Linked DNA regions of Mus musculus: region 2 is linked to region 1. The links are chromatin contacts, found by POLR2A ChIA-PET in ENCODE. All regions are on one chromosome and are shown on one strand. The core of a region is the stretch at or near the end of the contact, and the rest is flanking DNA. Distances in the headings are between cores, read along the strand shown. Region 1 has its middle 34 kb from the start of Ddx1. Region 2 holds the start of Ddx1 (DEAD box helicase 1).

Region 1 (3,340 bases), core at 400-2,899:
ATGAATTCTGTCACAGATTTAAATGGCCCCAGCAGAGGATGTTCTTGAGTTGGTGACTCAGTTCTGCTTCCATCACCTAAGAAGCTATTCAGTCATAGTAGAAGGTATATAGCTGGAGAGAAGCCATTCACTGATAGCAGAAGGTATATAGCTGGAGAGAAGCTATTCAGTGATAGCAGAAGGTATATAGCTGGAGAGATGGCTCCCACTTAAGAGCATTTGTTGATCTTGCAAAGGACCTGGGTTTGGTTCCAGCACCTATGTTGGCTCAAGTCATGTATAACGCCAGTTCCAGGAGATACAATATCATCTTAAGAGCTCTACAGGTACCAGGCACATAAAATATGCAAACACATCAAAGAAAGTTTAAAAAAAAAGATAGGAAGGAAGAAAGGAAGAAAAATAGAAGTTACTTGCTGAGAAGGGAGATTCTGAAAGACCATCCACGTTTTGAGTGTTCACATAAGTCCCCATGAGCTGCCATATGAAGTGACTAGGCTCATTGTCCAAGCTGTGCAAGCCCACACATCCTGCCCTTGTCCTCACCCATACCCACCCACAGGCAGGCAAGTCCACCAGGGCCATTCCACAAATTTCTAGCATGCTCTCCAGGGGCAATGGTGTAATTCCTGGGATCAGCTGCATAGGAGGCAAGAAAGCCGGTGGGTGTCAGCAATTAGTTAATGTGATACCCACCTCACTTCGTTCAGAGCTGGCCTTTCAGAGACAGGCAAAATCAAAGGAAATGACTGAGAAAAAGCACTCCAAGTTCTGGAGATGTTAATGAGCACAGCAATTAGCGTAAGCACGATCCTGACATGTATGGAAAATCTTTATACGGAGAAGTCTCCAATGGTGGGCCCAAGAGAAGGCGTGGGGTGGGGGGTAGTCCACCATACTGTGACAGGAGGAACCACCCAGGCACTAGCCATGTGGGGCCAATTCGCTAAGGAAAAAAAAAATTCCAATTCACACTTCTTGGCCTTCAAGATCTAGGTAAAAAAAAAAGCCACAGACTCTGACAAATGTAATGGGGAAATAATTCCTTGGAATCTGTGAATTTGCTTAGATGGAAAAGAGGCAAGTCAGGTAATCCTTAAGTGACCCCAAGTGGTAAAAATACACCAACACATGTGTTCAGGCCTTTGTGGGTATTCACAGCGCGACACTAGCACCACCTAGTGTACAGAACTGGGAAGTGAGCCACAAACCCACACACCCTGACTCTGGTTGTCTCCATTAGCACATAGGTTTTATTCTGCAGTGTTTTCTTGGTGCTGGGTTGTGAGCCAGTGGGAAAACGAGTAACAATTTATGGATGGACACACATTACAAGATTTGTTATTACAGTCTACAGTACTAATACCAATATTTTAAGTAAACAGTATGTAATGATACGGATATGATCCAATTTCTCCAAATTGCCTGGCTTTTAATGCCAAACAAAATATCTCAAACTGTAGTCTGAGACTGTAAGCCGGTCCTCGCTCAAGCATGTCTCAGGGTTCTTTAGCAAGCGCTTGTAAGTCTGACTGTGGCTAAGCATGCCATCTCATGAACTTTAAATGGCTTCTACAGGGCTTTCTTGCTAGCCCCCTTTACAACAATTTCCTCACAGTAAAAGATCAGAATCAGTTCCCACCAGTCCAGTACCACTTTGTCTAAACACAGAATTTCCCTTTATGTCCAGTCAGACTTTAAGCAGCTAACATCTGCGAGCAGCCAGGGAATCACAATATGTGGGGAAGGAAAAGCCAAACTCATGATGGCCATCACTACTTCAACACTCAAGTAATAGTCTCTCCTCCTCTAATCAGTTTCTATCCGAGATTCTCTACAAAACCCTGAATGCACACTCATGCACATGTGCATGCATGCATGCATAGGGATGGATCAGGCTCCACTTAAAACAGCTTGCTAGCATCACCTGGGACACCCAAGGCCTACTCCATCCAGAGCAGTCACGGCAGAGTTCCTGGAGGCAAGGTCTAGACAGACCCTGCACTTCATTTAAGGAATCTGGCTCTCATGTCCTTTGGGCCATCTTTAGGGTAAAAATTTGCCATGAGAAAAGCTCTGAGAGCTACTTCTGTGTTTCTCTCAGTGGTCCTGGGTTCTGTCCTTGAACTAACAGACTCTGATGTGAGTAGGTTAAAGAGAAGTCTGTAACTCTTATTGGGTCCTGCAGACCTCCTAGATTGCAAAATCTTTCAGATTTCTCTCAATAGTTTAACTAGAAGTGGAATATCAGAAACAAAGAAACTAAGGCTTTAAAGAATTTTAAATGAATCTAAAACAACTGAACAGAAATTGACAGCAAAATACTCAATCTTTTCCTCCCTTAAAGGAACCAACCCCCTACAGTGCCCTCTCTCCCTATAAATCCCATCCCTCCTCCCCACCCCACCCCCCAGGAACCCCCTTTAGTTCCCTCATCTCTTCCTCCCTTGAAAGACATCCTTCACAATAGCAAACTAGTATCCCTCCCTTTCCTTCCTGGACCATTGCATTTTTGTTCCAATAGTCCCTCCTCCACTCCCACGAAACCAGATCACTTCGGGACTGCTACTAGTCCTTTGGAAAATGACATTATCTAGTCAAACGATAAGATTGCTGTAAGGAAATCTACCCTGGGTTTCCTTGTGCATTTACTCTTTTTTTTAATTTATTTAATGTATCTTATCAAATGACAATGAAGCACATAATTTCTCTAAGTCAAAACAAGGCAAGGAATGTGACGAAATGGTTCTACCCATTTCCAATTGGCCAGGAACCAATTCTTTTCTTTCTTTTTAAATCTGGGGCAGACTGAGTCATTGCCACATAGTTCTACCTTGAAAAGGGAAAAAAAGAAAAAAGAAAAAAAGACCGACTTCAAGCTTAGATCTTAGTTTATATTTAGCTTATAACCCATAATATAGTGGCCGGGTGGGGGTAGGAAGGGTGGGGGTGGTGGCAGTCACAGGGAAGGAGCAGGGTACAGAGTCAAGTGGGAAGTGCCTCCTATCTGCTTCTCACTAGCACTGATCTATACTCTATAAACACACAGCAAGGTTTAAGTACAACAAGTTCTATTTTAATTCATAAAATATATTCCACAAGGCTCTTCCTGGGTTGTTAGTGTGACTGTCAATCAGCACAACCCCTTCAGAAAGTAATCTGGCACTGGCGGTCTGGTCCTGGAAAATATCCAGTGTTCAGTCTTGAATTCAGTGTTCAAGACAACATTCTGAGAAGGTACGCACTGCAGCACTGTACAAGGACAATGGAAATAATGTAAATAACAAGAAATACGGTACGAGTGCCCCTCATCTACTGAACTTTCGCAGAACGCCTGATA
Region 2 (3,340 bases), core at 214-2,713, 34 kb after region 1:
GACCTCTGCTTGGAAAGACCCCTGTTCCCCTGACATGGAGATATAAATAGCAATGTAGAAAAAAAAAAAAAAAAAAGAAAGTGATGGTCTAAAATATGCTACACACAGAATATTGCAAGGTGCGTGCAAGACTGTCACAAACAGCAACCACGAATTGCTTGGCAAATTTTAGGCTGTATCTTACAGGATCCTGGTCATTTGCTAGGTCTATTTTCTACAGAAAACTTGTCTTTCACAGTTTAACAGTTAAACTCTTTAAGGAGAAACAGATACATATTCAAATTCTTCTACTTTTGTTCATATCAGAATATTGTCTTGTCCTTAAATTTGTGCATTTCTCCCAAAAATGTGTGCCTATAAAACAATGACCTACAACCCCCTGACAGATCTCGGGGCTAAAAATTGTGTTAAGTGACAGAATTCCTCTCAGAAGTGACTTTAAAAGAAATGCTTTCCCCTGAAGCCTGAGATTTGGAATTCCTGATATTCTTACAGGAGAAAAAGGAAACAGCCAACAATAGTATAATGTCGTTTAAATAGGTTAATAACACAAAAAGATAGTACATTTAATTTTATCTGTTCATTTACATATGTGTATGTGTACATATATATGTATATATTTATGTACATATGCACATATGTATGTATTGAGAAGGAAAGACGATATTTAGTATATTCAAGGCTGGTTGGAACTTTCCAAATTGTGTGTGGGTGGTAAGAGGTTAATAGAGAAAACAAGAAATATTAACTGGTGGGTTCAGTACCCCATCCCAAATCCTGTTTGGTATCACAAAGCAAGTAACTAATTCTCAAAAATTATATTTAGTCCGTGAGGAAAAAAATATTTTTCTTTAGCTTTGCCATTCAATGCTAACTCTCGAAGTGTCCAGCTTCCCGAATGCCGATCATTTTTACTATCAGCAGCTTTATGTATTCATGTATTTATTTATTTATTTTGTAAAGACCTAGGGGGATAAATCCAAGCAGGACAACATCATCTTTGCCCCAAATGTCCCCTTCCCCCACGCTCAGCGGCTGCTCATCCTGGCCAGGACCCGAGACAGAAAAGGGTTCCCAACAGTCACCGCCACGTCAGAGAGGCAGAAAACTGGACCAGGCGAGCGCAGACGCCACGGGACGCGACAGGTGAGTGCTCGGCGGGAAAGCCGAAGGCAGAAGGGAGGAAGGAGAAGCCGCTTAGCAAAGACTCCCGGGCGCTGCCGGCGGGGAAAAGCCCGGCCTGAACCCACCGTCCCTGCCCCACCGCGCAGGGCCCCAGGCGGAGACAGCTCTCCCACCATCCCACCGACCCCACTGCCACAGCAGCACACTCCACCCGCTCCCTGTGGGTCGAGGCGACTCGTTCGTAACCCTTTAGCTTCCCACAACGAACCGGAGAAGGCCGCCATCTTCCCGCACTCCTCCGCTGCGGGCCCGGGCGATTCCCTCCTTCCAGACACGCCGGGGCCGCGGCGGCGCGCGCTTCCGGCTCGAGCTCTTCGGTGTTCCGATTCCGGACGAGGATACAGACCCAGGAGAAAGGTTCCGAGGACGAAAAGACCCTCCGGGTGGTTCACTCAGGGCCTGTAGACTTTGCTTTCCCTAATAGCCAAGCCCTGTTATTGATATCCATCTTCAGAGTTACGATGTACCCAGAGGAAGTCGTGTGATACTGAGATCTCAAACAATGGATCAGGCTGTCCTGATAGTAAAACTGGGCCCTCTGACTTCAATCTCACAAGGATGAGCAGAGCCAAGCAGTTTGGGAATGACTTAAGAATACATTGAATTCATTGCCCAGCCAACCAAGACTAGCGAGTGTTCGTAACCCACAGGACCTGTTAAATATTTTTATTGGAAAAATTAGTGGTATATGTTCCTTTCATTCAACCATGTTTAATGTAGCTCTGACATTTCAGGCGTGACAGGCAAATTATTTTAAGTACCCCCTCCCTTTAGAGAGCTGGATCAGTAAAGGGATTATGGCTCATCTCCATACTATGTAAGGGGTGTGTTGGAGTCATCAGATAAACAACTAAGATTCGGGAATGTTAATAGATTATGTAATGCCACAGACAATGGCAATCGGGGATCTACCTAACTCTAAGGACCATTCTGTGCTCTCTGTAGCCTGTCCAGAAATTGGGGAGAAACAGGAAACCTTTAGGCAACTTAGGGCTAGAAGCACAAACTTGAGAGACAGATATCATGGGTTTGAATTCTAGCCCTGCTACAGGCTAGCTGTGCGATCCTAAAATCGTAGAACTTCTCTGCGCTCCAGTTCATTCATCTATAAAATAGATGATAAATATTAACATGAATGGATATATCATGATGGATAGATATGTGATAAGCTCGTGGTGAGTATTAAGTAAAATACATAAAGTGGATGGAAATAGGGCATGCCTGCTCCAAGGTATAGTTAAGAAGAAGGGTTTTGTTGTGGATATGGTAGAGAATACAGTCAGAAGCATCTAGAAAAGTCCAGAGTAGAAAAAATGGTGGCATGAAGGTGGCCAGCAGAATAGACTTGGCCATGAGAGGAGAGAGGGAGGGACAGTGAGAGAGGAAGAGAAGAGAGAAGGGCAAGAAGGGATCTAGAGAACCAAGAACACCAAGAAGGCAAGAAAGACCAAGAGAACCAAGCAAGCCAAGAGAGGAAGAAGAACCAGGAGAGCACATGGCTAAAATGGCAGAGCACATAGCTAAAACGGCAGGGGTTGATTTAGAAGCTGGGGGAGGGAAGGGAAGCCCCTGGGTTGGAGAGGTTTAGGGTAGGAGGGGGGCAGGGTGAGAAGAGCAGAGAGGAAACACAGGTGCTGAGTGAGCTGAGAGGCCATTGTGAGCTATGATATGCGACACCACAGTTAGCCTTTTGTTCCAGGGTCGTTGGGACCTGACACAAAGCTCTTAGAAGTATATTTGCTGTTCTATTATGCATAGTAATAATGTATATGTTGTTCTAATTATCATTATTACATGTAACAGTGTTGATCTGAAGCTCCAAAGGAAAAGGATAATCCATTTAGGCCTGCAGCTTCCCACTGTTAGAAGCAAGCAAAAGAAATGTATTCTAAGTACTACCATTTCACTTTTGACTCCATTTAATCATAGAAATTAAGTTCAAGGCCCTAGGCCCGAGATGAGCTTGGGACTTCCCAATAGCTGAATTGCTTCTATTACAAGGAAACAGTTATCTGACTCCAGACACTCCAGGGACAACTTGTAAGGGAACAGTTGTATGAATTGGACATCTCAAGGACAACTTCTCCTTCTTGCCGGCAGGGTCAAACTAAGTTCATGTTCCCAGGCCCAGAAACCTACTTCTGATAGACAAAAA

Evidence for each region. ChIA-PET counts read pairs that join two places held with the same protein, here RNA polymerase II (POLR2A).
Region 2: POLR2A ChIA-PET joins it to region 1 with 12 read pairs in Patski. The contact joins the promoter of Ddx1 here to the enhancer-like site in region 1. POLR2A ChIA-PET finds 5 or more read pairs at or near these places in 2 of 5 experiments (Patski and embryonic stem cell).

Annotation. Positions count from the first base shown.
Region 1 is chr12:13,213,919-13,217,258 of GRCm38, forward strand. No RefSeq gene overlaps it. Among named protein-coding and RNA genes, the nearest start is that of Ddx1, 34 kb to the right of the region's middle. Within about 2 kb of position 1,650, at least 1 of the 3 ENCODE cell types and tissues checked has a DNase peak (open chromatin) inside an H3K27ac peak, as active enhancers do.
Region 2 is chr12:13,247,711-13,251,050 of GRCm38, forward strand. It overlaps Ddx1 (DEAD box helicase 1), which reads right to left and starts at 1,464. Exons shown (of 26, transcript NM_134040.1): 1 at 1,394-1,464. The coding sequence starts at 1,409.